4 separate regions of the Mus musculus genome follow, and all the other regions are linked to region 3. The links are chromatin loops, found by intact Hi-C in ENCODE. Cell type or tissue: left cerebral cortex. All regions are shown on one strand. Region 1 holds the start of Gm39220 (a long non-coding RNA gene). Region 2 has its middle 23 kb from the start of Gm19935. Region 3 holds the start of Tox3 (TOX high mobility group box family member 3). Region 4 has its middle 9.2 kb from the start of Gm39220.

Region 1 (8,000 bases), 190 kb after region 3:
CTGTAAAAGAAGCAAAAAAGAAGCAAAGATCACCCTCAGATGCAATGCAAAAACCATGCATGTGCCCGTGTGCATTAATACACATGTACATGAGCATATAGGTTGTCCAGAAGAAGCCAAGGTTTTCTCAAAACAAAAGTCAAGTTTCATGGAAGGGAATGCTGCAACGTTTCCTTGACAACGCCATGCTCTCATCTACCAGAGTGATGAGTTCCATGAACTTCAGCTGAGCCCAGAGTCCAAACAGCATGGGCTAAGCAGTCTGACTCTAATCCTTATCCACCAGGAGTTAATTATCTGATTGGAGTCTCTGAGGAGTCCAGCCATAATTATAGCCCACATGTAGCCACATGATTTGCAAGGAATAGGGAATGCACAAAGAAAGAAGCGTTCCTTGAGGGAATTCTAGTAGAAGAAGAGGAGCAGGTTAGACCAAGGAAGCAAAAGTACAGGTCAGATCTGGCTGTCCACTCCAGCTTATACACGTTTTCAAAATGTAAAATTGATTTTTACAATGTTTACAAATCCTGGTTTCCCATTTCTCAAGAAAGAAAAAGAATAAAAGAAAAACATAACACAAACAAAATAACAATAACAAAAACTCACTGTGAGTTTGCCAACACAGCTTCCTCTCCTCTTCTCCTTTAGAGGGAAACTGAGGAACAGTGAACTGCAGCTTCTTCCTGGGGAACTGGCACTCTCTCTCATTTACCCCAGATAACAAAGTGTCCATTTCACCCATTAGCCTACCTTCCTTTTGCTAGGGACAGCCAAAGGGTAATGAATAAAATATAAAACCATTTAATCTGAGAGGGTCTGAAGGGGATAGGAACTCCACAAGAAGACCAAGAGAATCAACTAACCTGGACCCTTGCCTCAGACACTGAGTCATCAACCAAAGAGTATACACAGGCTGGACCTACGGCCCCAACACGTGTAGAAGACGTGCAGCTTGGTCTTCATGAGGGTCCCCCAACAACTGGAGTGGGAGCTATCCTTAAAGCCGTTGCCTTTCAGTGGAATCTGTTCCCCTAGTTGGGCTGCCTTGTCTGGCCTAAGTGGGAGAGGATGCACATAGCCCTGCAGAGACTTAAGGTGCAAGGGTAGGAGGATACTGGGAGGGGAAGGAATCCACCCTCTCAGAAGAGAAAGGGAGAAGATACAGAGGGAGGAACTGTGTGAGGGAGGAACGGAGAGGCAGGGCAGCGATTGTGATGTAAAATGAATACATAAATTAACTAATGAGAAAATATTTTATCCCAGCCCTGTGAAAGCAGAGGCTGAAAAGTTCGAGCCCCGCACGGAACCCACAGTGCTACGCTGTCCAAAACGAAGAAGTAGGGAGCAGCTCACAGAAAGTGGGAAAGAGCGCCATGTTTTCAAGAGACTGGAGTGTGGTAGGTCAGAAAGTCCAGCCATAGACAGACCTACTTCAAGACAGAGTCACAGAGAGGTTTGTCAAGCCCAGTTACTAACTCCAGTTGCTGGGGGTGGGGGGGGGGGGTGGGGGGGGTTGGGGGGAGAATGCTCTTAGGATCTGACTTGCTAAGGTTGTGGATAGGGAAAGTGGATCAAGCATTCAACGCAAGCCCATCCATTACCTGCTCCCCACAGACTTAAGCACTCAGAGCCTCACATCTCTTGCCACAAGAAGAGATCCACTCTTAAACGAAGCCGCCATATGGATCCTCAGACGTTGTTGGCCCTTGCCCATTGCTTCAGCACCTACAGCCCTGTACTGCGGCCAATTCTCCTCTATCCTCTCTGCAGACCCAGCACTCAGTGCAAAGTTTACATTACCTGAAGGTGCCTACAGAGGTTCTCATGACCTCAAGCCCCTGTAGCTTCCGGAAAGTGGTGCCTGTGGCGTGGCTCTTTGTGTTTAAATATCTTTGCTTTCTTACTTCGTGATTCTGATTTAGGAGAGTAATGGCAAAATGGCTTCCAGAACGCCAGGGCATATCTTCTGTTTGTCGCTCTTCTGCATCCCACACCCTCTGACCACAGTCCTCTTTAGTCGGTAAGCTAAGAGTGACCTTTTCAATGTACTAGCAGCAATGCTACACAACAAAAAGCCAGGCTCAGGAAGAGCGTAAATTACTTTGGTCTCACAGAACTTAACATCCGGAAGACAAATATTTATTTATAAACAAACAACTATGAGGACACGATTATCTTGCTGCCCACTGGTGCAGAGGGCAGTGTGAAGACCCCATGAATAAGTAGCATTGTACTTTGTGCCCAAACAATTTATGAGAAGAAAACCAACTGTGGGAACATCTGGGAGTGGTAAAGAGTGAACTGGGAAGAAGGAACAGCAAGATACAGGAGCCAAGGCAGGAACAGTGCCACCATGTGCACTGAACAGAAGAGAAGCACAAGGATGCAGAACAGTGAACGGGAGCAAGAACAGGGAGTGAAGCCAGAGAGGTGAGATCCTGGAGGGAGCTTGGTTCAAATCCAGCCACTGTGTCTGCATGGTCTTGGAGGTAAGGGTATGTTTCATGTTTTTAATTGGTTGGAGGGAAAATGAAAAGAGAAAATATTATTTCATGACCTGTGAAGCTCATATGAAGTTCAAAGTTCAATGTCCTTGAACAAAGATTTACTCATGTATAGGTTTGACTGGTCTTACATTTAACATCAGAACTTACATAGTTCCACCACAGGCCAGCTGGCCCAAAAAACCTTGGATACTATCCAACCCTCTAGAGAGTAAGTTTGTCAACACTGTGCAACTAGACTCATGAGTCTACTGCTGTAAATGAATAAATGCTGTACCTAGCATTAAGCTGTCCTCAGGATAGATGGTAGATTGAGTCACAAAATGAAAGATTCTCGATGCCTATGAAGGTGCCTCCATGTAGACTGAGAAGGAAAGCAGTTCATGGGCTTCAAGTTCATGGGCTCCTTACTGGTATTTTTTTGTCACCCAAGCCAGAGTCATTTGGGAAGAGGGAGCCTCAACAGAGAAAAGACCTTTCATCACATTGACCTGTAGGCAAGTCTAGGGAGCATTTTCTTGATTAATGATTGATGTGGGGGATACCCAGTCTACTTTGGGCAGCCACCCCTGGGTAGGTGAGCATGGGTGGTATAAGAAATCAGGCTGAGCAAGCCACGGAGAACAAGTCAGTAAGAAGCATTCTGCCCCGACCTCTGGTTCAATTCTTGCCTCCGAGTTCCTGCTTTAGTTTCCGCCCTGATTTACCTTCAGGAGGGACTATGATGTGGACAAACAAGCTAAGATAAGCCCTCTTGAATTGCATTTGGTCGTGGTCTTTATCACATCAATAACCAACACAAATGATTTTCTGAAAACTGTGACCCATATCTTGCTCCCACTTAACCAACGCATCTGGTCCCATTTTTACCGACTCTAAAAGAAATACGAAGCTAGGTCCTGAAAAGTGTCCGGTTCCTTACAGAAATAGGGACAATCAGCAAAATCCAAAGTCTCCTGAATATGTTGAGTCAAGCTAATTTTTTTTTCAGAGAGGAAAAAAAATTGAAAAAAAAGAAGATGAAGTCCTTAGAAATGAGATATTATTTAGGAAGCGATGGAAAGTGTTCTCACTGCACTAATGAGTCATTAAGCAAGGCGTTTGGGAACAGGGAGGCGCTATAATTAGGTTATCTGTATTTTTAACACAAGAAAAATAACCCAAAGCAGCACTCACCAATGCAGCTGTATGGAAGGGGAATGGCTCTCTGCAAGTCTCCAAACAGAGGGGAATCATTTGTAAGAATTCGAGCTCAGCTGAGCAGTTAATTGAACAAAATGCTTAAGAATAAGCCTGCCGCCTCCCGTTACCACCCTGAACCATCTCCTCTCCTCACTTTACCATAACTAGAAAGCAATACCCCATTCCAAAACACCAGATAGCCATGTGGATGGAGAGGGTAGAGTAAATCCAATCATAACAAAAGGGGAAGCAGAGACGAGGAGAGTGACAGGTTAGGAATTTCACATAATTAAACTGTCAAAGGCCACAAAAAGAATGTGAAAATCAGGGGCTATCACCATCATGGGGAAACGAGGGGATTTAGTCACAAGTATATTTCTGAGGAAGATGAAGAAAAAAATAGATGTCCAGACTGCTCATTTTTTGGCCTAATGAATAAATCATCTTGCCCCCACCCCCACCCCCAATGCACCTGCTGCTTTGAAAAGTCCTTCCATACCAACCCAACATAAACGCCTCACAATGGCTCCAACAAGGCTGGAGTCCCGCCAAGGAAAATTACCACTCTTCAACCAAGATAAACATTATATTACTTCATTACCCTTTTAAAACATATGCAAATTAAATCCATTATTCTTTTTTCACCCAGAAATGAAGTTCGTTTGGCTGGAATTCAGCGATGCCTTTTGTTGCAGATGACCATGAATGGGTGAACTTCATGTAGATGGTGCCCATTGCCCATCTCTGAATCAAACATTAATACCATTTGACAGTAATAAATAACACTTACCACAATAGGGATAGAATAATGATTTTCCCACTCAGCTGGCTCATCAGAGCCTATCAGCTGACAACTGCATAAATGGGATTAGCATAACAGCTGCCTATGACAAATGTATCTAAATCCTTCTGATGCTAACTAGTGCTTTGATCTCCTATCAAGTTGGTGCCAAAACCTAAATCCATTTCTGAAAAATACGTCTTGTTTATGATAGATACATATGTATGTTCCGGCACACTCCGCCATCCTAAGACATCCTTAATTAAAAGGATGGGGAAAAGTGATTGAAAATTGTCACCTCTGGCTTAGTACTTACTTCTTTCCATGACTTGGCTGAATAGTTGAAGAAATTTATTTTCAAAATGGAACCGAGATGCCTGCCCACCCCGGCTCTTGAGACACTCACCAGAATGTAATGAGGTCTCATTCTGATGTTTTCAAATGAAAATAATTACTGTGCCTTCGTTTTGATTATTGCCTTTCAGAGGTATTGGGTTCATAAAAATTTAAATCAACTCCAAGTAACATAAGCTACAGTGCTTTACTTCCTATGATACCATCACAATGAAGCACAGACCTGTTCTTTGTTTCAGAACGCAAATAGAGTTTGAGCTCAACCCTGAACTCTAAGGACTTCATTTCTCCTGCTCTACAGCCCACAGCACTGATGAGGTATGGAGGAGCGCTAAATACACACTTAGGGTCTCTACAAGACTCCATTGGTTATCCCTCCTGAACTTGAGATTGAAACAATAGTTTACAAGGAGTCCAGAGTCTAGGGAATAATGCAGGGGAGATCAGGAGGTAAGCAGATAGAAAACTTCCCTAAGGAAACAGACAATACAGAGCAGAGTGCAATGATGAGTAGACGAATGTGGGACTAATTACTCTATTGTGGCTCATGTTACCTGGAAAGGGCAATGGTAACTACTTTCTATAGGGAGTATTTCCACATAGTCAACATTTCCCCAAATATGTAAGTCAGGCTACATTCATTCATTCATTCATACCACAAATATTTTTTGGCAGAGGCCAGATGAGTAGAATTCTAGGTGCAAGGAATCATGGGAACTAGATAAATGGAATCTTTGCCCTCATGGGAGTTACTGTCTTAGTGACTGACATCAACAGCTATTGAAAACTAACTCTAAAGCAGCAGTAGCAAGAAGGGAGGTGTATGCATGCCAGATCTATACTACAGAAGACTTAAGTTGGTGCCAACAGTGCAGAAATACAAGCAGCACAAATAAGATACAGATGAATTAATTAGTCAAAGACAGTTGATTCGATCTACATTTGAGTAATTTCAAGACTGAGGCAAGATTTTTCTGCAGTTATGGGCAGTATAATATGGTTGGGGATATTCGGTTACTCGACCAGATACTGATGATATTTCAAAGGTAATAAAGCAGGTGTGATAGTACACACCCTTAATCCCAGCACTCCTGAGGCAGAGCCAGGTGGATTTGGTGAGTTCAAAGCCAGCCTAGTCTACATACAGAGTTGACAGGATTACTATACTATTTTGGGATCTTATTTGTTTGTTTGTTTGTTTGGTTGGTTGGTTGGTTGGTTGGTTTTGTTTTTAAGCCTCTGTTTTGTTTTGTTTTGTTTGTTGTTTTTAAAGATAATGGAGACCATCTCTGTGTCTGTGACATGCCATTTGCAACATGGAATCATGACACAATTTTACGTTACAGAAGCAAGGTCTACTGCACATCGCTCCCCCCCCCAAAAAAAATAGTGAAGCTAACGCAAATGTCTATACATCAGAGCATAAGTTCCCAGCAAGATCCAGTGCAGGAAGTCCTACCAATCACAGCAGATCCCACGGTGGCTGTCCCCAAGATGGCTGCCAGTGTCTAGAGATGTGGCTTCTTACACCACACTTAGCAAATCATCTAGGTGTGATTGTGTGTGATGTAGAGGCCAATGGTGAGGGAAAAAGAGACACAAGCATTTTACAGGTACAATTCCATCTTCTTCTCAGAGAAGGTGGAGCAGAATAGTGCACATGGATGCACGGTGTCTCCATGGAATCTAGATACTGTTGCGTGTGCTGCATAAAAGCTGGATACTTGACAAATTTTGGTGAAGTGTCTGAGATTTATATCAGTGGTTTCACTGGAAAGAACTCTGAAATCTATACTTAAAATAGCCATTGCCTATTGTCAGAAGAAATGTTGCACATCACGCAAGCGAAGAGTGTGTGACTTAAAATATACAAAATTTACCAAAAGGGCGCTATAGGCTAGCAAGATATGAACAATTTTTAGAACATCACTGAATTCACTCTGCTCTATCCCTGTGTTTTAGTCTCCAGAAACAAAAGCAAACTGTTGTAAGTTATCGTTAAGTAGAGAAATTTTAATACTGGGGGAGGGGGCGGTAAATATCCTTTGTGATGCAGACACTATATAAAAATGAATCCCAGGGTATTGTTCCTAACCAACTGATGACTTAGAATGAACAAGACCCACATGGCTTCCCAGACTCTCATCCTTAAAGTGATCCTAGGCATCTCTACTTGATCCATACCAACCTGCCACCATCCAAGCTTGAAAATAAAGGAATAGGGCCAATTAGTTCAAATTAGTAAGCAAGTTAGTGCATCTCCATCCTACACCAACCCCCCCCACACACACACACACACTCTGGGCCGTGTTTAATCTGCTGCTTTGTTCATTTTGTGTTCTTTTCTTTGGCATCCTAAGCATCGCCGTGTGACTCGCATCCGGTGGTAGTGTGAAACATATAATAACTTCTAAATTATCTGCTTCCTGACTTTCAGTGTAATTAGGGACAGAATAATTATGTTCATGTTCTAATATCAAGCACCATTTTTAAAATATATATATGGCCCTTCTGAATGAGAAAAGTTCCCAAAGCTTGAACAGTATGAGACCAGAGACAACACAGATGTGTCTGGGGCCCCGGGCAAAACCTGGGGGCCATGTGGACCACAAAGAGGTCAAACTGCCTAGCTCTACAAAGGATGGAAGGACAAACAAGGGCCAGTTTAAATGCAGTTAGTGGGTGACTTTGACTGAGAGCTGGACCTTTTATGGCTATTACTTAGCTTGGCATTTGCTTACTCGTCATCTCCTGAGTGAGCCTTCACTCCTTTGCCATCACAGGAATTCTTCTGCAGAACTGGCCCAGATCTCCAGGAGACTGTTCATCTCTTGTGTCCATCCCAGAATTCCTTTTTCCTTCTTTAATCATGGTAAACACACACACACAATAGAAGTTTATCATCTTAACGATTGTCAAGTATCTAGCTCATTACTACATTCAGACTGCCATCAGCAATTCCCCGGGACTTTTTATCCTGCAGAACTGAACATCTATATCCATTAGGCAATGGCTACTGATTTCTTCCTCCCTTACCTCTGGCCTCTAGCCCCTGTTAGTCAGTACTGCACTTCCTTGTTAGTTAGACACCTCATATGCGTGGAATTTAATGTTTGTCCTCATGGGGCTGGTGTAACATCATCAAGACTTATCCATGTCATTACATGTAACAGGACTTC
Region 2 (8,000 bases), 450 kb after region 3:
TAAGTAATAAGTTTGGAATATCAGAGGGGGGAATGTGCTAGCAAAGTGGAGGAGTGAAGTGGCCCAGCCAGCCATTGAGCTGTTTAAGGTATATTAAATATAAGGCTGTGTGTGTGTGTGTGTGTGTGTGTGTGTGTGTGTGTGTGTGTGTGTGTCTTTCACTTGAGAATCCATAGCTTTGGGGTGGGTAGGGAGGAACTTGAGCTGCTGCTGCTGCTGCTGCTGCTGCTGCTGCTGCTGCTGCTGCTGCTGCTGCTGCTGCTGCTGCTGCTGTTGCCAGGGAGAGTAGAGCGGGTTAATGAACTGTGGCAACACAACTCTAGTAAAACTCATTGGTTCATCAAGTTGGATGGTATCTCTACTTTGGTCTGTCATAGGCTCCCTATTTGGAGTAAATAGATATGTGTGTTCTGTGTCTCCAAAAAAAGTCTTGTCACATAACACCAAGCCACAACCAAGCCCTGAACACAGATTCTTTCTTTCCTCTTTTTCAGATTTATTTATTTATTTTAAGTATGTGAGTATGCTGTTGCTGTCTTCAGACACACCAGAAGAGGGCATCAGATCCCATTACAGATGGTTGTGAGCCACCATGTGGTTGCTGGGAATCGAACTCAGGACCACTGGAAGAGCAGTCTTAACCACTGAGCCATCTCTCCAGCCCCTCCCACCCACCCCCGCAGATTCTTTTTTTTTTTTTTTTTTTTTTTTGGTTTTTGGTTTTTTCGAGACAGGGTTTCTCTGTGTAGCCCTGGCTGTCCTGGAACTCACAATGTAGACCAGGCTGGCCTTGAACTTAGAAATTTGCCTGTCTCTGCCTCCCAATTGCTGGAATTGAAGGCATGGGCCACCACGCCCGGCACTGAAGGCAGATTCTTAATTCAGGATTTGCAGTGAAGTAATTTGTGGAAAGTATGGAAGTTTTCCTCTCTCTCTCTCTCTCTCTCTCTCTCTCTCTCTCTCTCTCTCTCTCTCTCTCTCTCTCTCTCTCTCTCTCTTTCCCTCTCTCTCTCTCTCTCTCTCTCTCTCTCCCTCTCTCTCTCTCTTAGCTAACTCTCACTGTATAGTCCAGGATAGCCTTGAATAAGCAACTCTCCTGCATCTGCATTCCCAAGTGCTGGGATACCACTGGGTGCCACCACACTCAGCCACAGAGCATTTAAATATGCCACCAAGGCTGCACCAGGCACCTACAGGCTTGTTGGTTTGCTTGTTTGTTTTATTCCTGGGGGTGGGAGTGGGCAGTAAAACAGCATCTTGCTCTATGACTCAGGCAGGACTTACACTCTGGATCTCAACCTGATTTATGACAGCAACCAAATTACAGTTACGAAGTAGCAACAAAAGTAATTGTATGGCTGGGGTCACCACAACATGAAGAGCTGTATTAAAGGGTCTCTGCATTAGGAAGGTTGAGAACCACTGCTCTTGGTCTTCTGGCCTATGCCTCCTGCTTCATGGTTTTGTAGAACCAACAGGCCCTGCTCACCACTGGTTTGCCAAGCACTGCATAGCCATGGTCCACGGTGAACAGATACAAAAGAACCTTAGAGATTGCCAAGAGCTTTCCTCCTCATCCTGAAGGGCTAATCAGAGGAGGGAGGCTGGCCCCAGGAGTCAGTACAGGAGTCAGTACCCAGGACATCAAATTCTCAGATCAAAGACTCATTACCTTGAGGGGTGTCGTAGTCCAGGTTTTTGTTCCTGAAAAAAAAAATCATAACCAAGAAACAAGTTGGGGAGGAAAGGGTTTATTCAGCTTACACTTCCACATTGCTGTTCATCACAAAGGAAGCCAGGGCTGGAACTCAAGCAGGTCAGAAAGCAGGAGCCGATGCAGAGGCCATGGAGGGATGTTTCTTACTGGCTTGTTTCCCCTGGCTTGCTCAGCTTGCTTTCTTTTTTTTTTTTTTAATTTTTTTATTAGGTATTTTCCTCATTTACATTTCCAATGCTAGCCCAAAAGTCCCCCATACCCTCCCCCCCCCCACTCCCCTACCCACCCACTCCCACTTCTTGGCCCTGGCGTTCCCCTGTACTGAAGCATCTAAAGTTTGCAAGACCAATGGGCCTCTCTTTCCAATGATGGCCGACTAGGCCATCTTCTGATACATATGCAGCTAGAGACACGGGCTCTGGGGGGTACTGGTTAGTTTATATTGTTGTTCTACCTATAGGGTTGCAGACCCCTTTAGCTCCTTGGGTACTTTCTCTAGCTCCTCCACTGGGGGCCCTGTGATCCATCCAATAGCTGACTGTGAGCATCCACTTCTGTGTTTGCTAGGCCCCGGCATAGTCTCACAAGAGAGAGCTATATCTGGGTCCTTTCATCAGCTTGCTTTCTTATAGAACCCAAGACTACCAGTGCAGTGATGGCACCACCCACAATGGGCCCTCCCCGCTTGATCACTAATTGAGAAAATGCCTTACAGCTGGATCTCAAGGAGGCATTTCCTCAAGAGAGGCTCCTTTCTCTGTGATAACTCCAGCTTGTGCCAAGTTGACAGGAGGTGGGGAGGAGGAGGAGGAAGAGGAGGAAGAGGAGGGAGAGGAGGAGGAGGAGGGAGAGGAGGAGGAGGAGGAAGGGAAGAGGAGGAAGGGAAGAGGAGGAGAGGAGGAAGAGGAGGAGGAGGAAGAGGAGGACTTACTTTGGCTTATTGTCAGTTGCCAGTTCCAGAGAGTTTGGTCCATGATCTCTCAGATCCATTGCTTCAGTCATCGTATGCCGAGCTGATCACAGAAGGGCACTCTGCCTGCAATCCTCAAATTTGGAACCTGAAGCTGATGCAAGAGTTCCAGACCAACCTGGACTACATAACATAGCAAGACTGTGTCTGGAAAATAAAATAGCAGGGAGGAATGCAGCTCAGCAACTGAATATGCCTGACATGCACAAGGCCCTGGGTTTGATCCCCAGTGCCAAGGGAGGAAGGGAGGGGGAGGTGGGAGGGGCATTGAGCACAATTTGACACGGGAGAAAGGAAGTAGGCCCCCAGCTTCAGACTATAGATAGCTCTGAATCCTCAGTTTTTGCCTGTTCTTGAGAGCCAGTCTATGCAACTTCTAGGACGAGCGTCTTCTTGACATTCCTGAGTGTTCCTAAAATGGCTCATGCTTGCTATCCTGGCTGTGTCTGCTCAGCACAGTTAAGGAAGGTGACAACAAGCTGTCTCTCTGCACACGACACGAGGGATTACAAAGGAGACATCTTTGGCTTCTGGATTCCAGAGTTTTCTCCATGGCCCCAAAATCCCTGCTCTGAGAATGTGCAAGACATCCATGCTCAGGGCTGCCAGGCTGGCCTGCATCTCTTTGCCTCTCCTGCCCTCTAGTGGTCACTCCCCATGCTGATCTTTCCACACCATTTTTTTGCTACTGAGTTTTAAAATACAAAACCTGTAAAGAAAATTCTTGCAAATGTATCCAATGCTCAGTGGAACTTCATCTAGCTTTATATGTATTCGACATATCTATTTCTATATGTAGCTTTAAGATACCTTAAGGCTGGACTTATAGTTAAGTGATAGAGCACTTCCTTACCCAGCATACACAAGATCCCAGGTTTTATTCCCCCAGCACAATAATAATAAACTTACCTGTGCATTCATGTACCAGATGCCAATCCCACAAGCTAGGCCCTCTTCAGGAGAATCACAAGTTCAAGGCCAGTTTGGTCTATATAGCTAGTTCTAGGCTAGCTTGGACTTTAGAAGGAAAACCTAGTGTGTGTGTATGTGTGTGTGTGTGTGTGTGTGTGTGTGTGTGTGTGTGTGTGTGTGTGTGTGTGTGTGTGTGTGTGTGTGTTCTATTTTAAGTGTGTGTGTGTGTGTGTGTGTGTGCGTGTTCCATTTTAAGTATATTTTATAAACTTATTACATGTTATTATATTAACATATTATATATAAATAATAAGTTAAAATGTAGCTTTTATGTTCATGAAGCCCTAGCTAGAACGACTAAGAGTAAAAGTTCTAGTCAAATGTTCAGTGCAGTTGATGGTGCTGCAGAGGATACAGGGGATGCCCTAGAGCGTCCTGAAAGGCATCCTGGGAAAGTGAGAGTGAAAATATGAAGGGTGAGGGACCAGAGCTATGATGGCAAAAAGCCAGGGAGTTAGCAAGTCAAAACTTCTGTGTCCAGGGAGAGTAGGATGAGCTTGAAGAAGGGAACATAGAGCTGTGTGGCTGGAATGTCAAACACTGGAGCCTGGGATGGTGGGAATACAGACGGGAGGACTACACGGTGGTCTTCGTGTGAATCTTTGTCTTTATTAAGATGAACCGTTCATTCTCCCTTTCCTCTCTCCCTTCCTAGCCCCCTCCTTCTTCCTGTCTTCCCTTCCTCACTCTTCTTCCTTTCTCCTTCCTTCTTTGCTTCCGGTTGTAAACCCTGGCTGCCCCTTGGGACCATCTAGTCAAAACCTCAGCCAGCAAGATCATTAGGGCTAGGATGAGCATCTCTGGTTTTTAAGGTCTCCCTGGGTGATTCCAGTGTGTGGCTCCAGGAGAAGCCTCCTGGAGACCTAAGAAAGCCTGAATTGTTCGCTTGCCTTTTCCTCCCTCTAGTGACTGTTCTGTGCTCCTAAATCTGCTCTAAACCTGCAGGCAGATGTTACCTCCAAGAAGGTAAATTCTCCTGCCTGACTCTCCACCAGATAGTTGAAGTTTTGAAACAGCGCCCAGGGTGCTGGAAACCCTCAGACCCCAGCCATCAAAGACCTGCGTGGAGGACAGGGAGCTGTGTATACAAATATGTCCAGCCCGGAAGAAACTAAAAACCCTACAGCCTTTCACTCTTTTTACCCTGCCCCTGGAGGAAGCAGGGCCAGCCCCGCCCACACTTCCTTCTCCCCACCGCACCCCACCCCCACCATCCCTTGCCTCTGTTCCATTCTGTCCCCTAGGTGGTGCCAAAGAGCAGTGAGCCTGTTTTCTGTTTTGTTGTACTTTGATCAAGATTAGATCTCTGTTTTGAAAAAGCCCCACTACCGGCAGGTGGAAGAGGGTTTGAAACTGGACCATAGCATCAGAGGAGAGCAGGTCAAAGCCATTAGTAACGCAATTCTGGTGCGAGGTGATGGTGTCATGGCCGCTCTGACTGTAGCAGAAAAAGAAGAGTCACATTGTAGAGAGTGTTGGCTTCCTGTTGGCTTGCACACAGCAGCCAGCTCAGAGAGGAGAGGGATGCGTCAGGGATGTTTTTAGATTCTTGTTTGAATAAACAGATGGGTGTTGGAGTCAGTTCCTGGGGCAGGGAACAGAGGAGCAGATTTCAGGGGTGGAAAATAAGAAAAGTACCAGGGTGGTTATGAACAAATTCAGGATAATGGGCTACAAGAGCCAGGTCACTGTACTCATTTGTGCAGTAAATAATCCAGGCGTGACGGCAGGTGCCTGGAATACCGTGCTTAGGAGAGATGGAGGCAGGGAAACCTAGCTCAAGTTCATCCTTGGATATATAAGGAAGCTTGAGCTAGAGACCTTGTTTCAAAAACACACGCATCCTCACATGGATACACACATTTTCAGCCCTTCGTAATTATCAGGCACAGATTTAAGCTTTTCTCCTTCGAGAAGTTAGACTGGAGCTCGTCCTCTGGTCTCTGGGTAGGACCCTGCCTTACTTCTGCCAGTTGAAAATCCAACAAGGATTTAGCCAGTTCATTCTCAGAGCTGACCACACAGGAGGCACAAAAACCACAATGTTCCTCTTGACTTAAAGAGTTTGTGTCTCTGGGGAGTTTGTATGTTTCTCTTGCCTTCCTGGCCTCAAGTTTATAATCCTCCTGCCTTAAGTCTTTCCAAGTGGTAGGATTACAGAACACCAAGCTTGGCAGAAGATTCCATTTCTGACCTGCTTTTCTGACCTTGACAAAGTAAACTTTTTCTGAAAGTTAAAAAAACAAACAAAACAAAACAACTGGAACCTAGAAACCACATTCACCTGGGACATGACAGTAAAACTGTTCAGGTCTGAAGAAAGGAAACCCACTGTCCTGTTGTCTCATCCATGAACCACAGGAAATATTTCTCCCTGTAAGTCACAGACCTTAACACAAAAGGGCTTTGAGACAGAAAGGACAGTGGGCTTCATCTCAGCACTTTGGAAGTGACAACAGAAGGAGAGTAAGTTCCAGGCTAGCCTGCTGTACGGAGGAAGACTGTCTAAAACTAAAAAAGACAGGAAGGAAATAAAGTACTGTGAGTAACTGAAGAAGAGAAAGTTCTTGGAGTCCCTGAGCAGCAAAGTCAAAGAGCCAGAAAGGCAAAGAGGAATCAATAGAAACCATCTAGCCAGTCTTTCCCAGAGTGATTTCCTTGGAACACTGCCTCCTAAAGAATACAGAAATTTAAGTGCTGTTTGATATCAGGATTTTAAAAGGTTGGAAAGCCACCTGTGGTTTGTCGAACCTCTTAGAACTTCAAAGTATATACATAGACATTAAATATCAAAAATTTGCTAATGAACCTCCTTACATTCTATGGACCATATATGGCCAAACTCACTTGACCATCTATCTAATACTATCCTTTTAATATGCCTGGGGATATATCCTGACAAAAATATACATTTATAAGACAGCCACAATGGCAGAATTTGAGAGATGAGACAGGAAGTTTAGGTGTTCAAGGCCATCTTCAGCCACCTAGGAAGTTTGAGGCTAGCCTAGGCCATATGAAACACTAAAAATCAAATCCAGGAGTGGTGGCATCGCCCTTTAATCCCAGCACTTGGGAGTGGGAGGGGGGCAAAAGCAAGCAGAACTTTGTGAATTCAAGGCCAACTTGGTCTACATAGTGAGTTCCAGGCTTCTAGGGGTACATAGTGAGAGCCTGTCTTAGGGAGAGAGAGAAAGAGAGAGAGAGAGGCACAAATATATTCATTTATACTTATATAATGACTATAACAATGGCCATATTTTATTTTCTACTCTATGCAATAAACTTTTTGTTGTTTCATTTATTCTTCAAAACAACCCTATTCTTATATAGCCTTATTGTATTTACACATGTTGTAGTTTATTCTGCAATATTTTCCCCAAGGCTTATACATTGAAGGCTTGGTCTCCAGCTGGTGGGACTACTGGAGGGTCATGCAATCTTAGGCATACTCTAGTTGACGGTCATAGCCCACTGGAGATAGTATGTAAGTACCTGGCACTCCCTCTCCTTGAACTCCTCTCTCTTCCTCCTACTGGCTGCACAAAGTGAGCACCTCTGCCCTTTGCATTCTGCCTCACCACAGCCCCGGAAACAAAAGCTGAGCAGGTGCTAAAACCTCTGAAACTATGGACCAAAATAAGTCTATATCATTTCTCACTTGATACAAGGTTTCACTTTTGTACTGGCTAGTTTTGTGTCAACTTGACACAGGCTGGAGTTATCACAGAGAAAGGAGCTTCAGTTGGGGAAATGCCTCCATGAGATCCAGCTGTGGGGCATCTCCTCAGTTAGTGATCAAGGGGGAAAGGCCCCTTGTGGGTGGGACCATCTCTGGGCTGGTAATCTTGGTTCTATAAGAAAGCAGGCTGAGCAAGCCAGGGGAAGCAAGCCAGTAAAGAACATCCCTCCATGGCCTCTGCATCAGCTCCTGTTTCCTGACCTGCTTGAGTTCCAGTCTTGACTTCCTTGCTTCCTTGGTGATGAACAGCAATATGGAAGTGTAAGCTGAATAAACCCTTTCCTCCCCAACTTGCTTCTTGGTCATGATGTTTTGTCCAGGAATAGAAACCTGATGACTTTGTAGCCCAAAACTTAAACTTAAGGCCCTCCTGTCTCATCCTACCAGGTTGTCATTCCCTGATTTCCTTAGATATTGTATCACAGTCGCAGAAAGCTGACTAATATACATATAAAGGTATACAAAATGTAACTGATGAGACAATGAGGTTCTGCTGGACAGTAGTAGTGCACACCTTTGATCCTAGCACTAGGGAGGCAGAGGCAGGAGGATCTCTGAGTTCAAGGCCAGCCTGGTCTACAAAACAAATTCCAGGACAG
Region 3 (8,000 bases):
ATACGTCCAGGTACTTTCAGATGAAACCAACGCGTGTCTTTGTATGCTGGTTTACGTCTTCAATAAATCTACCCTGAGCAGCAACAAGCACCACTTGAGGTGCAAGTTAGCTGGGAAGCAAATGCTGTCAACCTGTAATTAGCTTTTGCTGTTCTGAACTCATCAAGTTACTACTTCCTCTTCTGTTACATTCTCTGCACAAAGATAAATTATGGGGGAATAAAACTGTCCTCTTTTTTTTTCACTCCAGAAATTAAGAATATACAAATACTATATTTGTGTTATGGCTCAGTCTAAAGGTACTTCCATTTTTACCTGTAAACAAGCAAAGGCAAACACACCTTACAATGAGGACAATTTGACCCCTCCTAATGCTAAGTGCTGGTTCCAAGTTTTACAAGTTGGGTCCCCACAGACCTTCCTACCTACCATCAGACTGCTGAATTATTAAAGCAAGTTATTTCAGGGCCATCACAGGATTCAGAAGGAGACTCCAAATGATCTTGCTTCTCCCCACTGCCAAAGTTGACCGGGCATCTAGACAAACACTGTCTGGTTTCAAGCTTTATAGACCTTCCCTGAAATAAGTTTCTGAGTTTAAATTGACTCAAAAATAAACCTTCTCAGAAAATGAAAGGAGATACACACACACACACACACACACACACACACACACACACACACACACACACACACCACTCACAATTTCCTCAGACCCTTGAAACCCTTGGGATCCCAGTGAACAGAGATTTGCCATGCATGGCAGAGGCTGGCTTAATACAATAGGTTTCTATTTGGATGCCATTCGAGTGTTGCGGATCTTAAATCAGAGAAAGAAGTAGTTACATTAGACAAGGTAATGGTTTCCAAAAATAAGAGCATGCCCAGTTTACAGAAGGGCTGCGTACACAGGCTCAGCTCTGAGGAGATAAGTAATACCCCACTGGAACAATTAGGCGGATTCTCAGAAACACTACATACTTAATTAGGCTGCCTAAGTCCCTGACTGAGCATACATGGGGGACTTTTTAAAGCATTTAATAACCTGAGTAAATCCAAAATCAGACGACAGAAACCGATCCTTTACTCGGGCTACATACAGCCTTCGGCCTTTGCTAGCCTTCCTTTCGATGCTTAAGGCATTCCTCCCAGCTTTGGAAGAGTGTGAATGGTCACTATCACCACTGGACTAAAAACACCCCTCCATCCTAGAGTTACTGGAAGGGTCCTGGGTGCCTGGCCCAGGGCTGCCCACCACGACAGGGAAGTGAGGCAGTGAGACTGCAGTGGTCTTTGCAAACTTTAGCACTGGAGTTGGGAAAAGAGAATAAACAATGAAGAACAGACCTCCATCAGCCAGGGGCACAGTCAACTATCCCGGCGCTAGATACAATCCCTCCTCTTCCTGTTATTTATTCATTAGTTTTGTATTGCACCTTTCTTTTGGCTGCCTCTGTATTTCCTCCTCCGTTATCCAAGCAATCATAAACAAACTAGGATTTGAAAGAAAAGTCGGAGAGGAGGGAGGAGCAGGGGGAAGGGGAAACACACACACACACACACACACACACACAACACACACACACACAATCAAAAGGCGCAGGACTCTTTCTCTGAATATCGCCCTCAGGGTTATGTCGCAAAGCTCTGTGGTGGGAGCAGTAGGCAAGGTAGACAACCGGATCCGGGAAGCCCACTGACTGCGTCCAAGGTCCACCTATGACCACCTGAATCGCTTACTCCTGTAAGTTTGTGCGGCAAGAGGTGAGGAAGATGGGGTGACCCTGAGGCATGATGTGGAGCTGCAACTCTGATCTCCATGAAAGAAAAAAAACTTAACCCGCCCTCCTCCGCAAAATAAAATAAAATACGAAAGCCCACTGCCTTAACTCGGAAGAGGCGAGCATCTTGGTCTAGTAGACCAAAGCGCCCTAGAGCAGGGGAAGTAAGAGGCACCTGCTGGGATCCTGCAACTTCAGGCTTCCCAGATCCAGACCCCAGACCCAGCCACACTCTATAAAGTTTGTTCATCTTCTCCAAGCTCCCGGGGACCAGCTCCTGACTGGGTGGGTGAGGTGAGATGGGCTGCGAAGGTATGGAATCTCTGGCCCACGAGATCGGGGACCCCCTACGTAGCGTGTCCCCCCACCCCCATGCACACATAGTAGGGGTGTTGCAATCGAGTTTACTAATAACATCAACAAAGAATCACACGCCAGTCTCGGCTCAGTCCCGGGACTGCGCTTCACACAGCTTTTAGGGGGAGCGGGGGAGGGGACCAGGAGGGCAGAGGGAGCGCCAGCAGAGGGACAAAAAGGTGGGTAGAAAGGGCACGTAAAGAGAAGACGAAAAGAGTTGGTCGGAGACTAAGGCGCACCGAGAAGCCAGCGGGTGGGAAGGAAAGATCAGAAAGAAAGTGCAGCAGGCTAGGCGGGACGAGGGACGCGCCCGGGATGGAGAGGTGGCCCCCGCCCCCGGCCCGGTCACCTTGCTGTAGCCGTAGTACCCCAGGCACTGCGCGAAGTCCAGGCCGGCTGGGTCCCCGGCCGCCGCGGGGTAGAACCTCACATCCATGCCGGGGCCGGGGGCTGGGGGCCGGGGCTGGAACTCGCCGGGGCCGCTACCCGCCTCCTCGCGGCCGTACGATCCACCGTCGAGGACGCCCGGCCGGGGGCGCCCGGGGACAGCGCACGGGCCGTGGGACTGTAGGGGCGTCGCGCGGGGGCCGCCGACGAGCCCGGGAGCTGCGGCTGCAGCACACAAAGGCGCGGCCACGCGAGCCGCGGGAGAGCGGGAGGCGGCCCGAGGGACGCGCCCCACCGGGACACCGAAGCTGGCTGCGCGCGGGCCGGGCGCCCGGGGCGCGGGGCGCAGCGCGTGGGCCCGGGACGGCCGGCGAGCTCAGGTGCGCGGCGAAGCTGGGACGGCGGCGGCGGCAGCGGCGGCGGCTGGCCCCGCTCCTCCTCCCCGGGCGGACTGAGCCGAGGAGCCGCGGAGACAAGGGGCCCGGCCCCTCCCCTGCCGCTCCCCCTCCTGCCGCCGCCGGTCCCCTCCCCGCGCCGCTGCCGCTCCGCCCCTCCCACCGCGGGCAGCTGGCGCGCCGCCCGCCCCGCCGGTGCGCTCCGCCGCCGACCGCCTCCGGGCTCGCGCCCCGCCCCGCGCCCCGTGCAGCCCCGGCCACCGCGCGCTCCTCTCCCGGCCTCTCACCGTCCCACCCCTTCCCTCCCCGGTCCTCTTTGTCCCCGCGGCCTCACCGCTCTCCCCGCTCCCGGGCCTCCCTCGGCCTCCCCGCTGCTGCCAGCACCGTCCCTCCTCGAGTCCCACTCTTCTCCCGTGCGACCCTCGCTTCCCTTGGCCCCAGCATCCCAAAACCGTCCACTTCTCACCCAGCCCTCTCTTCTGCCCCTACCACCTCGTCCCAGTTCTTGCTGGTGGGGGACCTGTTTCCCAATCCCTCTACCCTACTTACTCTTCTACTTGGATATCCCCGGTATAGACTCAGCCCAGAAACTAACCTGTGCAGGTGGCTCCTGAGCCAGGAGCCGGAACCCCATGTACACCTGTGGTCTTTACCAGAGGGGTGTTAGGGCCTGACCTTTCACAAGTAAGCAGACTTGAAGCTTCCCAGGTTAAGCCTCAAGTCCGGTCTCTTTGTATTTTCTTTACTCTTGTTTGTTTTCGAAAGGCATTTGAGTAACTGGATCTAGGCGGATCACTCGCTGCTCTCCTAGAGAAAATGTCCCTCTTTTCCTAAAAGGTTCTGGGTGATTAACTTCCCCACGCTGCACCCACCCACCCTCTTATTTCTTTCTCTTTCTTTTAATCTACATTTCTCTCCCCCCACCCTCCGCCCCCATACCCCCACCATCACCACCACCCTTGGCTTTATTGCTCTGAGTTAATTTGAAAGTTTGGCCTTCAGCCTTGGCGCTAGAAAATGTTGGCTGAGCTGTGAGATCTCCCTTTCTCGGTTCAGTTATCTGCGAACTACTTTGAACTAGAAGGGAAAGATGTTAAACTATTTCAACTGACAGTCTCTAAAGGTGTGGGGCCTGGATCACTTCGCTGGTCTGGGACCTGAACTTTTCCAGACATGCACGGATTTCTAAGTGTTCTCCAGCTTGCAACACCTATGTGTACCTTCCTTCACTCAATACTATACTTCAGGAACCAAGCAAGAAAAATAAACTTCAATTAGGTGGAAATGTGTGTGTGTGTGTGTGTGTGTGTGTGTGTGTGTGTGTGTGTGTGTGTGTGTGTGTGTGTGTTCTTAGCAGAAACTTGTCAGGGGACTGCCTAAGAGAGCCCTGTGTATTCAGAGAAGGAACAACTCCCCACATTGTCACTGGGTTGACTCTTAATTCCCCCCTCCTGAAGAGGCTTTGGTCCCCTCTCCTGAGTCTCCATTTACTGTTGACAACCCAGCGGCGCTCCCTAATGGCCCAGCGGGTTGCACAAATTGGCAGTGTGCTGAGATGTTATCAGGACAACACCCCATTGAGTAAGTTCTTGAAACGGTGAAGTGGAGGCCCTTTCTCTGGGCCACTGGGCGCCTGTGGCCTTTCCACCAATCAGAACTAGAGGTTGCAGTGGCCACCTGTTGTCCCGAAAGAGAACATCTTTTAAGTTTCACTATGAGTATCTAACAATAGTGGCAAAGTGCAGGGTCTGACCAAGGGAGAGAAGAAACCGCTGGCCCAGGGTACCAGAAAAGAATATTCCTACCGGGTAACCCTTAAAGGGAGCAAGCATCAAAGGCCGGGCAGATGAGCTTTTCTCTCTGCACACTCCTATCTCTCCCTCACCTTACAGTCTATCTGCCTTGCATCTCAAGCAATCTGAGCTTGATTACAGAGGATGAAGTAAAGTATAAACAAAGTTGCCGAGGGAGAACCTGAAGTTGTAATCAGACCTCCTGAATCTGGCACATAAATACTCTGCTGCAGAAATCCCACTAGCTGCAGAAGCTGGAATTACAGGAGCTAGTGGGTTGCACTCATAGAAACTGTGAGAGCCTTGCCCCTAGACTCTCTGGGTTTAGGAATGCCTGCTCACACCCCATACCACTCTTGGCCACTATTTTAGATTTTTTGCTTTTCCCTATACAGCCTCTGCCTGTCACGCAGAAGCCTTTGAGAGGAGACTACACTCACAAGTCTGCGCTTTAGTTTAGAGTGCGATGTAAGCAAAAGTGTGAGTATTGGGGGAGGGGTGAATGGGACTGTGAGACCAGACATGTGCTTGGGGCATCAGAGTGAGAAGTCACTGGTCCTTTGGGAAGTCTGTGCAAGTGATCTTTCCACTCTGTCACCACACATTCAACCAGTTGTCTTTGAGCACCCAGTATATGCCAGCCACTGTTTATACACTTGTGTATAAGAAAGGAAACACCAACATGACTCATGAAAGTTTTTAGAAGGGACTATGTGTTGTACTGCAGAAATGTACACACACAGAGAGGGGAGGGGAGAGGGATAGGGAGAGAGAGGGAGGGAGGGAGGGAGGGAGGGAGGGAGAGAGAGAGAGAGAGAGAGAGAGAGAGAGAGAGAGAGAGAGAGAGAGAGAGAAAGAGAGAGAGAGAGATTCTGTCTCATCCAACCATCTGAATGGAGGTCCTGTCATGTTACAGCTATTGCAGTTTTTGAGTTGCAGAATATTTTGAAGGAAACTCAAGGGATGGGGTGGTTTGGTGCACCTAGCAAGATGCTTGGTATCTCAAGAGCAGCAGACCTTGCTTGGTTCGTCCTTTGCAGTGGATAAGAGGAAGTTCAGAAGGAAGCTGGGAAAGATGGGGGAGAGAAAGATTAAATGCTTTCACATAGGAATATTCCTGGCAGGCAGCATGGCTGGGGGTGTGGGGGAACTTAAGGCTACACAGGACCTTTAACTGGAATAATCTCCCTGGAGGGGACTGTACCTTAGGCATCTTTTTGTCTTTGGGATTTTGTGGGGGTGAGCACCAAAGCTATACTGTTTCATTTAGAACCGAGTAGCTTTAAACTCTCTATTGTGTTGGTAGTGGCACCTCATTTTAGAAGTTCCAGAGGACATAAATAAGGCCCATGCGCAAACAGTTTTAGAGTTGATTCTGAAGCATTGAGGACCTTTGTGACGTGACATCATCCAGACTTTCCTTTCTGAATCCCATACCGAAGGCTTCCTATCACTAGGCAAGCCTTAAACCTGAAGAAGTTTCTTCAAAAAAAATTATGTTAAATGTGATTTAAATGTATGCTGAATAGTGCTAATGTTTATTAAGAAGGGCAGCAGAGGGCCTAAGTGGGAGTGGTTCTGTGGGCAAAGCACTTACCTGGCAAGCAGGAGGACCTGAGTTCAATCCCCAGAGCCCACATGAAAAGTTGGGCAAGCCTGTAACCACAGAGCTGGGGAGGTAGAGACAAGGTCTTGAGGCTTACTAACCAGTTGGTCTAACCTAATTGCTAAGCCTCAGTCCAATGAGAGACCCTACCAGAGAAAAGGTAGATGACCCTTCTGAGACACCCAAGGTTTACCCTCCACACAGATGGACATTGCACCCCACATGCAAACACACATGAAAATACACATATGTGAACAAACACACATACTTTTCAAAAAGTGACCATAGAAGTCTATGGGAAGCCAAAACATAAATTCTGAGCATAAAGAAACTCCTTGAGTCATTACTATTAGTTGTTATCAGATTGGTGTCTCTATTCATCCATGAATATTTTTAACGAGAAAAAAAATAAGTAAATGTTACAAAATATGAAAGCTGCTTTAAATCTTAACAGAGCTCTCCATTTTTTTTTCTTCCTTTCTGTGGCCTCAGGTTAAGCAAGAACCAGAGAGGAGTGTATTAAACTGAATCCTGCTGGATGTTGTAACCAGAAATCTTACTTTTAGGAATTTCTGAAAGTCATGTAAGCCAAATGAGACAGATACTATTAAATATTATATATGGCTTAGTTCTCTTGTGTTCGGGTGATGAAAAGACCTATCCAAATATTGTGATCCTTGTTTGCAGTATGTAATGTAGCCAAATTAGCAGCAGCTCCAAATGGAAATTAACAAGGCCAGAGCTTCTCCAGTTTCCCCTCTATTCCCATAGTAACAGCCAATGTATTATAAGGGCAAGTGGTTGGTGGTTGGTTTTGTATCTGAACTTGGCTTCCAGTCATAAAGCAGTGTCTAAATTCTTCATACATTGCCACAAAGTTTAAATTTCCTGTCAGAGAATCAGCATTTCACATTCAAAGTTGGAATCACATGCAAGTAAAATCAGACTGACCAACGTTCTCACAGTGGCTAACATGGGGTGTGGTGAGGGGACATCCAAGTGACAAGTCACTAGCACAACACCCAAGTAAAACTTGTCTAAGGGCAAGAGTTCCACCAGGAAATACAGGACAATACGGCCTGAAAGAAACCTCTAGGCCAGGCGACTTTTTGTTTCAGTTTTTACTAAATCAAAACTTCTAGTCTAGAAATGCAAATTATTTTTATATTTTTACTTCAGCTAAAGATATAGACACATGAGCAGATGGAACAAAGTAAGCCTTCCCTTTGTAATAATTATATGTATTCAGTTGTGTTCATGAGATTATTTCTTGCGTTACTAAGACAGATTTTGTTCATGTTGGTCTCTGTACAGTAGATGCAGGAAGAGTACACCAAAACTAACTACCACTTCTCCAATTCACTGTTACCTTTACTAAGAATACAGTCACTGGTAGGCTCTGACAGACTATAATTATGGATCAACAACCCCAAAAACCTAGGAGCAAAAAGTACTAAACTGAGAATTAATTCCTAGAAATAAGAGCAGAACTGCATCAAGTCTTTGCTTGTGGTCTGAGTCGTTCCTCAATGAAGCTATTTTAGAAGCCAATACCCTTAATGCGATCAGGAGGTGTGCAATTTTCAGTGTAGCTACCCTAAAAAAAAAAAATCCATTCACAGAAATCCTAAGCTGCTGCCCTGCCTGTTTGCTGAAACATATTCTATTTTTTTTTCTGAAG
Region 4 (8,000 bases), 200 kb after region 3:
TGGTTGCTGGGAATTGAACTCAGGATCTCTGAAAGAGCAGGCAGTGTTTTTAACATCTGGGCAATCTCTCCACCCCCTCTTACCTTTTAATATCCCACTCAGTTACTTTTTATATCTTGACTCTAGATTGTTCTGTGAGGACAAAGATCATGTCTGCTTTGTTCTTCAGTACATCTTTCTTTTATCTCCTACCCACAATGCCTAACACGTGACACTCAAATAAATACTTGTTGAATGAATGAATGAATCCATGAGCTATCACCTGACAGTAAGTGTAGCAAACTCTTTGGAATCTACACAATCCCTTAGGCTCAATGCCTGACAACCATATTGAAATCACAAACTTGTCTGTTCAAGACAACTGAGCTCATCAGACTGGCCCCATCAGCTCCAGAATTTAGCTGAATTATAACTGCCAAGTGCTGCTGTGGCTACATGAGGTGGTTAGAAACAGAGGCAGTGAGGTCAACACTAAGAAGGAAGGAGAGCTAATTTCCCTCCAGGGAGTGACAGAGAAAGGCAGAAAAGCCAGGTACCTGGGTTGGTGGTATTTTTTCCTGTCCCAGCCCACCAAGGATTTCAAACATACACTCATACTCTTGCAATAAATTCCTTTTCTTATTCATGCTAGCTTGTATGGACCTCTGCCCCTTACAACTACAACAGCCCTAACCAAGAAGATCTGAAAAGTCGTTCCTGGTGCCAATGATAAATGTGTTTGACTTCATCAAAGTGATATTCTGATGGATCTGCGGTCAAATGCGAATGCTTGTCTTTTTTGCACTTTGTTGGTTCATTTAGAATCGCTTGGGTCCGGGGTTCGCTCTGTGATTTGAAGACAGGGCTCTTTCTGTGCCTTTTTCAGATGATAATGCAGACGAAATTTTCAGCCCAGCCCTCCATCAAACCAACATCATCTCGAGGAGGCATAATTATGGCTGCTATTTGGCTGGCTCCTAATGGAAGACAAAGCAAACAGTGCGCTAAGAAGTTATTTTCAATGATGACACTTCAAACAACACAGAGAAGGGGGCCAGCCAGCAAGTCGGAACTCCTGTAGCCCAATCTGTAGCATTCTGTCCTCAGAGGTCCTACCCCATGATAAGGACTGACAGTAGCTTTCCTTTGGTGGGTGAGTTGCAGTTACTCTAGCAGGCTATGAAATGGTTCCTGCTGGACCTGAGTGATCCAAACAAATTTTTAAAAAAAGATCTTGATTAGCAAAGAATCATACTCAACAATAGCTACTTCAGGATCAACTGGTAACATTGATATAAAACAGAGGCCAGGGTCTGCTTTCATTCATTTTTGTTGTTTCTTTGTAAGTGCAACTGTCCAAGGCCACAGCAGAAAAATGTATCTTCAAGTTCCTATTCAGTTGTGTGGCTGCTTTGAAGTTCAAAATTATGCAAATATTAGAGGGGCTAAGGCGGGATGTGACTCGGTGATGGGATGCTTGCTTAGCATGTGCAAGGTTCTGGGATCAATTCTCAATACACCCCCACCCAACACACACACACACACACACACACACACACACACAGAGTACAAATTTTTCCAAATGTTAAAAACTGTAAAAGTCATTACCGATGGTAATGCATTCTCGTTTGATGCTGCACACCCGGGGAGGGGTATAATTAGAGAACAGTTGGTCTGTAGTCCAATTATTTAGCCACTCTGCTTCATGAGAGAGAAATTTGGCTTAGTCAGAAAAACATCAAACTGCACGACACATCCTACTGCTGTAAAATAATTGTGTTTCACATACACAGTAAATGTGTCTGAAAAGTGGGAGGATACGAGAAAATAGCTTCAAGACATGCAGGAGACTTGGCTGCCATCAAGCTTTCGAACACCGTGGGTTTTTTTTTTCCTCCCAAACATTGCATAAGGCTCGCAGAGACAATTGGGTTTGTGTGTAAATACAATTGACTGGTTCTCGTCCCAGAGACCCTGCTTCCCACTCTCCAGCTAATACTATTTCCCTTTTTGTTCCGCCTCATTACTTCAAGCTTCCCTTACAGTTCTAAAGCTAAGTAATTTCTCTCTCTACTCTCTTTCTGCACCTTTACAAATATTTGCAAACGGTTAGCATGCCCTATCCTGGTACTTAACAATGAAGCAAAAAACCCCCTCGGTGTCTTTAACACTTAATAACTAGGCCAGTGTCTTAACTGCTTCTCTCTCCTACAATTTCAGCTGTCTAACATGTTATGGTAATTATCTGGTGCATTCCTCTACAGCGCAATGTTGAATTCAAAATTCTCTTTGCACTCCTTAGACAATTCTGGGTTGGTTGAAATTGCTCTATGCTGTTATCAAAGCCACCATAAACATATGGGGGGGGGAGCCTTTACTGAGTCCTGGATATTAGGAGAGCATGGTCACAAGACAGTGAGCAGTAGAGGCAGATCTGGTCTACTGTGTGGCCATGAGCAGATGACTAATTCTGTGGATCTTGTTTGTTTAAAGAGTTCACACATCTTGTCACTGGGATGTCTTCTAGATCCCGGTAGCCTGGTTTTCGAGCATCCCTTTGAAGACTAAGGTCAGTCAAGTCGTTCCTTTCTAGAAGCCTGTACTTGTGTCTGAGCCTTACAATGAAACCAAACTCCAAGCCTGCCAAAGCCTCGCCCACCCAGGGTTCTAGCTTTTCCTATACAGCTTCCTTCATCCTTTCCCATCTGTTTCAGACTCGATTCATCCCAATAAGAGTTGGAGACAAGGATTTGAGTCCAAGACATTTGAGTGAGAAGAAACTAATAAGGGAATGAGGAGGTGACAATGGAAGGAAACCAGGATAGAGTGTGTTATTGAGGAGCTTGTCACGATGAGCAATCAAAGTTTGATCCCACAGAGGTCTCCTGGTATACAGCAAAAAGTACTCAGCCTGCCTTGAGTTATCCCACTGAAGGATAGCCCCCATTCACAGAAACTCATGGACTCCCACAATCTTGCCATGTTGTCTTAGTTAGGGTTTCCATTGCTGTGAAGAGACAGCATGACCAAGGCAATTCTTATAAGGGACAACATTTAATAGGGGCTGGCTTACACTTTCAGAGGTTCAGTCTGTTATCATCAAGGCAGGAAGCATGGCAGTGTGTGGGCAGACATGGTGCTGAAGGAGCTGAGAGTTCTACATCTTGATCCAAAGCCAGTCAGAATAAGCCTGACTTCCAGTCAACTAGGAGGAGGGTCTCCAAGCCCACCTCCCACTGTGATACACCTACTTCTACAAGACCACACCTCCTAATAATGCCATTCCCTGGGCCAAGCATATTGAAACCACCACACATGCCCAGTCTGATGATGTAGTATGCCAGAAAAAGCCATCCTGGACTCAGGGTTGCTGAAAAAGTATCTCATGGATACAGGTAGGATCCAGCACTCTGCTCCACTGGCTGCTAAAATCCAGCTTTATGTGTTTTCCAGTTCTTTTCTCTTAAGGCCTATGTACAAATAGACCTCTCTGATTGGACATTTCACAAATAATCTTCTCAGTATGACATCTCTTTCTCCACTAAGTCTTCCCTGGGCTTCTTCATTACCATGCTCTCCAATGCTTTGCACAATTATTTTGATTTATTTTGCACTGTCTCCTTGTACCAGGTTATAAGCTGCACTTGGTCTGGAATCATGGATGTTTCATTTGCTGATGTGAAGCCAGCAAACAATAAATAAATGGCTGTTACTTTCTACATTGTTCTTTGTAGCATGTAGTTTGGCCTATACCGCTTTGTGTTCTTGGCTGGTCCCATGCATGCATCTGTCCAGGGGCTATCTCAGATCCATGAATAGAAAACACACACACACACACACACACACACACACACACACACACACACACACACACACACATACACACACACACACACACACACCAATTATTCTTAAAATGTCTTGGCTAACTTAAATGTCTGGGGATACCTAAACCTTCCCTTGACCAGTTGGGGAAGAAGCCACATGGTGGTTGGCTTTTCTCCTGTGGCTACTCTGTCCCTTTCTTCCCCATCTCTGATTCTCCTTGCATCCTACCCATACAACTCCCATGCTCAGCCATTGGCTATTAACACCTTTACTGATAGATCAAAAACCAGTTGAGGGCAAGGACCTTTTGTGTCAGTAAACACAGATCCCCGATTAAATCAAAGCATGAGAACTACCTACCTACAATTCTCACATGAGTAGATTTTTGAAAGCCTACAATTTGTGGGAAAACAATCCATAAAAACTAAACATGGTTTAGTGGGATAGAAAACTTTCTTTCATGAGGCTCTGTATTGAAAAGGACTCATTTTGTGGTCTCCTATAGGTGGCTTGTAGGTACTTCAGCTTTTGTGACTTAATAAGGATGTCAGCAGATACAAGCAGGGTTTTAGGATATTAAAGATTCGGAGATGGGTCTTCAACCTCAGGTCCCCGTGCTTGAGGCAATAATGGTGATAATCCGGGCATCTGAGGATTTTGCTCAACCTCGCTGATTCTTCTGTATCTGTGGTTAGGTGTTTATTTTGCAGCCTTTGCATTTTGAACATGCTGTGAAACACATGTCGAGATCAGAGGACCAATTGCTAGAGTCAGTTCTCCTTTCCATTGTGTGGGTCCCAGGGACTGAATTCAGGTCATCAAGCTTGCAAGTAAGCACTTGACCTGTTGAGACATCTACTGGTTGAAATTTCTTAAATATCACCTAAGGACCAATAAGCTTCCAGTCTATTAGTTGAGAAAAACAAAAGGATCCTTGTATATATTCTATGTACTCATAAAATTCTTTGGTTTAACTTTTTAACGATAATGACTAGACCACAAATACAGTGCTACAAAGCTCTGCAAACTGAACCTGTTTCTTTGTCTACAAAAAGTGGTGACTTTAGGTAAAAATCAAGGATGTCAAACAACTGCTGAGTCACTATTAGCTAAACCTATGCTCACAGCATACAGCACTAATTAATAGTTTCACTCCTTCACTGATCCAAAATGTGATCTTAGAAACCTGGCAGGAGGTCAACATTGCAGATAACAAGCTACACTGAAAGACTGGTGATATGACAGTGGGATTACACGTGACACCAGAAAAACATTTCACTTTTGTGATATTTTTCTCCAACACCCATAACTCCAGTGTAATCATGAGAAAACAAAACAAAATACCACAATAGTAAACTTCAAAGCTGTCACCAAAAAGAAAGTAGAAAGATGTGAAACTCTTACATATCAGAAAACAGAAAGGGGGGCTGGAGAGATGTCTCAATGGTTAAGAGCTCTGACTGCTCTTCCAGAGGTCCTGAGTCCAATTCCCAGCAACTTCATGGTAGCTCACAACCATCTGTAATGGGATCCGATGCCCTCTTCTGGTGTGTCTGAAGATAGTGACAGTGTCCTCACATATATAAAATAAATAAATCTTTTAAAAAAAGAAAGAAAGAAAGAAAGAAAGAAAGAAAGAAAGAAAGAAAGAAAGAAAGAAAGAAAGAAAGAAAGAAAGAAAGAAAGAAAGAAAGAAAGGAAACCAGAAAGGGGATATAACAACTAAGTGTGATACAGTATCTTGTTTTTATTTGGTTGGTTAGTATTTTGTCCGGGCACAAGTTTGAGCCTACAACTTAAGCATGCTGGCCAAGCACTTTGCCACTGAGCTATATCCCCAGCAACAATATAATACCTTGAATAAGATCCTGGGTCAGGAAAAAGCACTAGTAAAAGAAAAGGTAGCCAGATGAAATCAAACTAAAGTCTGGAGTTTCTAATTTCTTAATTTCAACAAATACAAAGTTTGTTATCTGGTAGATTAGCATTTGTGGGAGAAAGTTTTGCATATATGAGAATTTGTATTATTGTAGTAAATTTTCTATAAATCTAAAATTATTCAAAAATCAAAAGGCTACATTTTGACCAAGTAAGCTGTATACCCTCATTATCAGTTATGAGCATGTTCAATGTACGTAACCTCTCTGTCTCTCCTTTTCCATAATTTAAGTATCTTTCTTCTTTTCAAATATTTTGCTGCAGATAAAGAACACTGAAATTAAATGCTTACTATCAAAACTTGTGGTTAGAACATCTAGCTTGGGGCATGTAATAGGAAATAAATGATCCTGCCAAACTCAGTGTTATTCTTTCCCACATTCAAATAATTTAAGAGTTGATCTACTGCCATAGACTTCCTTAAATTAATGTCTTTTAAAATATAATTAATTTTCAAAATATCTTTCACTTACGCTCAAATTTAATTGCAAAGTTTGAGATCTGGGCATAGGCAGAATTTATTGAGTCCTTTTGATGCTAAAAAGCACTGCTGCCCTTAACACCAGCAATGAACTAAATTGCCGCAAATCTTGTACTAATGCCCTCCAGATGACATGTGCACTGTGAGAGTCTTAGAAAGATGCATGCAGCTTTTCCCTTGAAGACACATGCCAAGAAGAGGACTCACGCTTTCTGTGTACTTATGGATCCCATAACTCACTGTCTAGGTGAAATGGGCTGCTTTTGAAAACTTAGAGACCACAACCTTCACTTTTCAGATTGTAGAGCTAGCAGATTTCATTTACAGTATATTGCAACAAGTCCCTGGGAGTTTCTGCCAGAGCCTGTAAATCAGAAACAGTTAAGAAAAATGTTCAAGAGAATTTCCTATTTCTGCAGACAGAGAAGGTTGAAAAATATCAGAGGTAGAGTTATGTGGTGTGAAATGATGCTTTCTAAGGGGCTCTTTTGAGCAGTTTATTAAGAATTTGTCAAAGACATTCCTAGCACTCATCAGTGAATTAGACATGTATTAAATGCTTATTGTAGCATTTAAAGATCATGATACTTACCACTTAGAATCTACTTAACACGCTCAAAACATTTTCAATACTAATTAAATATCCTCCCACGTGTATCTGTGTAGAGAAATAAGCATTTAGAGGAGGAAGAAATACCTAGACACCCAAATAAAAAAAATCCATCAAAGAAGACTTGGGAAGTGGAGCACGATATTAAATATGTAAGGCAAAAGCATAGCATCTTGAATTCCAGCCAGAAGTCTAAGCTAGGTCCCCAAACAACCATTTGGAGTTCAATCTTTTCATCAAAATGAGCCTTTGTGCTTTTTTGTCTTCCTAAAGTTTTAGCTGCCCTAGACAGACTCTTTTGAGGGTTAGGCTAATTAGGTGGAGCAAACAGAGAAAACTAGTAATTCTGTCTTCCCAAAAGGAGGTTTGTCCTCTCAGAGTCTGGTGCAATGGATACAGTTCAGACTTTTCAGGCTCCCTGATTTCCTCTTTCTTTATGTTTTCAGATTTTCAAACGTACATGTTCCTTCCCGATGGGATTGGCACTTTGGTAGAGAGAATAACCATTGGGGAGTTGACCTTCATGGGTAGTTGTTTTCTACTTGAGAATATGAGGCACGCGTGCAAAATCTAGACAATGCATGTATGAGCCAGGCAAGCAGCATAGGACTACGTGGGGGGAGGTGGAGACTTGTGGGAAGGAGAATGGAGGAGGTGGGGGAAGCAAAGATGAATCTAGTGCTTCCTCTCATCTGCGGAGTCTAGACTTTAAAATATATACAGGAAGGCAAATGTGAAGCTATGTAGACAAAGAGACCAGCAGCAAGAGGGGCAAGAATGGGCTGGCCAACTTGCAGGAAAAGAAAACCTAGAACTAGTCTCACTCAGATTGACCGTGCTAGCATCCTGTTCCATGGAATCAGCCTACTTTATCCAGAAGTACATAGAACTGTTTTAGCATTTTCCAAAAACTCTATGTTATTTGAGAATACAGAAATGCTGGGAGCCATATGAGCAACTGGTTCAGCTCTAACCCATATGACCTTGGCCTAGCTGCCTATATCCAAGAAGATTGGGTTTGCTATCAAAAGTGTAGGTGTTGCTGGAAGCATCCCTTCTTTGAGGATAATTCGGATAAGATATGAGATGAGACATACATAATGCCTAGCTCAGGCCAAGTAACCACAAATACTGTCTACTATTATGATAGGCATGTAAAGGGGT

The links. A loop is a pair of places that touch in the nucleus more often than their neighbours do. Peaks named below come from ENCODE experiments on the same cell type or tissue, not always from the same donor. Only the 100,000 strongest peaks of a DNase experiment are listed, where the experiment ranks them.
Region 1: it touches region 3 in a loop (2.6-fold over the local background); 2 of 42 quality-filtered maps call a loop at or near these places.
Region 2: a loop joins it to region 3, with 2.7 times the contacts of the local background. A loop is called at or near these places in 2 of 42 quality-filtered maps.
Region 4: it touches region 3 in a loop (1.9-fold over the local background); 2 of 42 quality-filtered maps call a loop at or near these places.

Annotation. Positions count from the first base shown.
Region 1 is chr8:90,532,063-90,540,062 of GRCm38, forward strand. It overlaps Gm39220 (a long non-coding RNA gene), which reads right to left and starts at 3,819. Exons shown (of 3, transcript XR_879076.1): 1 at 3,681-3,819. In left cerebral cortex, no CTCF peak of the experiment used is centred here; DNase peaks (open chromatin) are centred at 3,645 and 4,377.
Region 2 is chr8:90,790,631-90,798,630 of GRCm38, forward strand. No RefSeq gene overlaps it. Among named protein-coding and RNA genes, the nearest start is that of Gm19935, 23 kb to the right of the region's middle. In left cerebral cortex, CTCF peaks have their summits at 542 (motif pointing right), 3,341 (motif pointing left) and 4,899 (motif pointing right); DNase peaks (open chromatin) are centred at 3,310, 4,933 and 5,144; H3K27ac peaks cover 276 bases.
Region 3 is chr8:90,345,376-90,353,375 of GRCm38, forward strand. Tox3 (TOX high mobility group box family member 3) reads right to left here and starts at 2,877. Exons shown (of 7, transcript NM_172913.3): 1 at 2,488-2,877. The coding sequence starts at 2,574. In left cerebral cortex, CTCF peaks have their summits at 2,629 and 4,957; DNase peaks (open chromatin) are centred at 2,455, 2,767, 2,962, 3,301 and 1 more place; H3K4me3 peaks cover 2,497 bases; H3K27ac peaks cover 1,500 bases.
Region 4 is chr8:90,541,113-90,549,112 of GRCm38, forward strand. No RefSeq gene overlaps it. Among named protein-coding and RNA genes, the nearest start is that of Gm39220, 9.2 kb to the left of the region's middle. In left cerebral cortex, a CTCF peak has its summit at 4,302; DNase peaks (open chromatin) are centred at 1,778 and 2,583.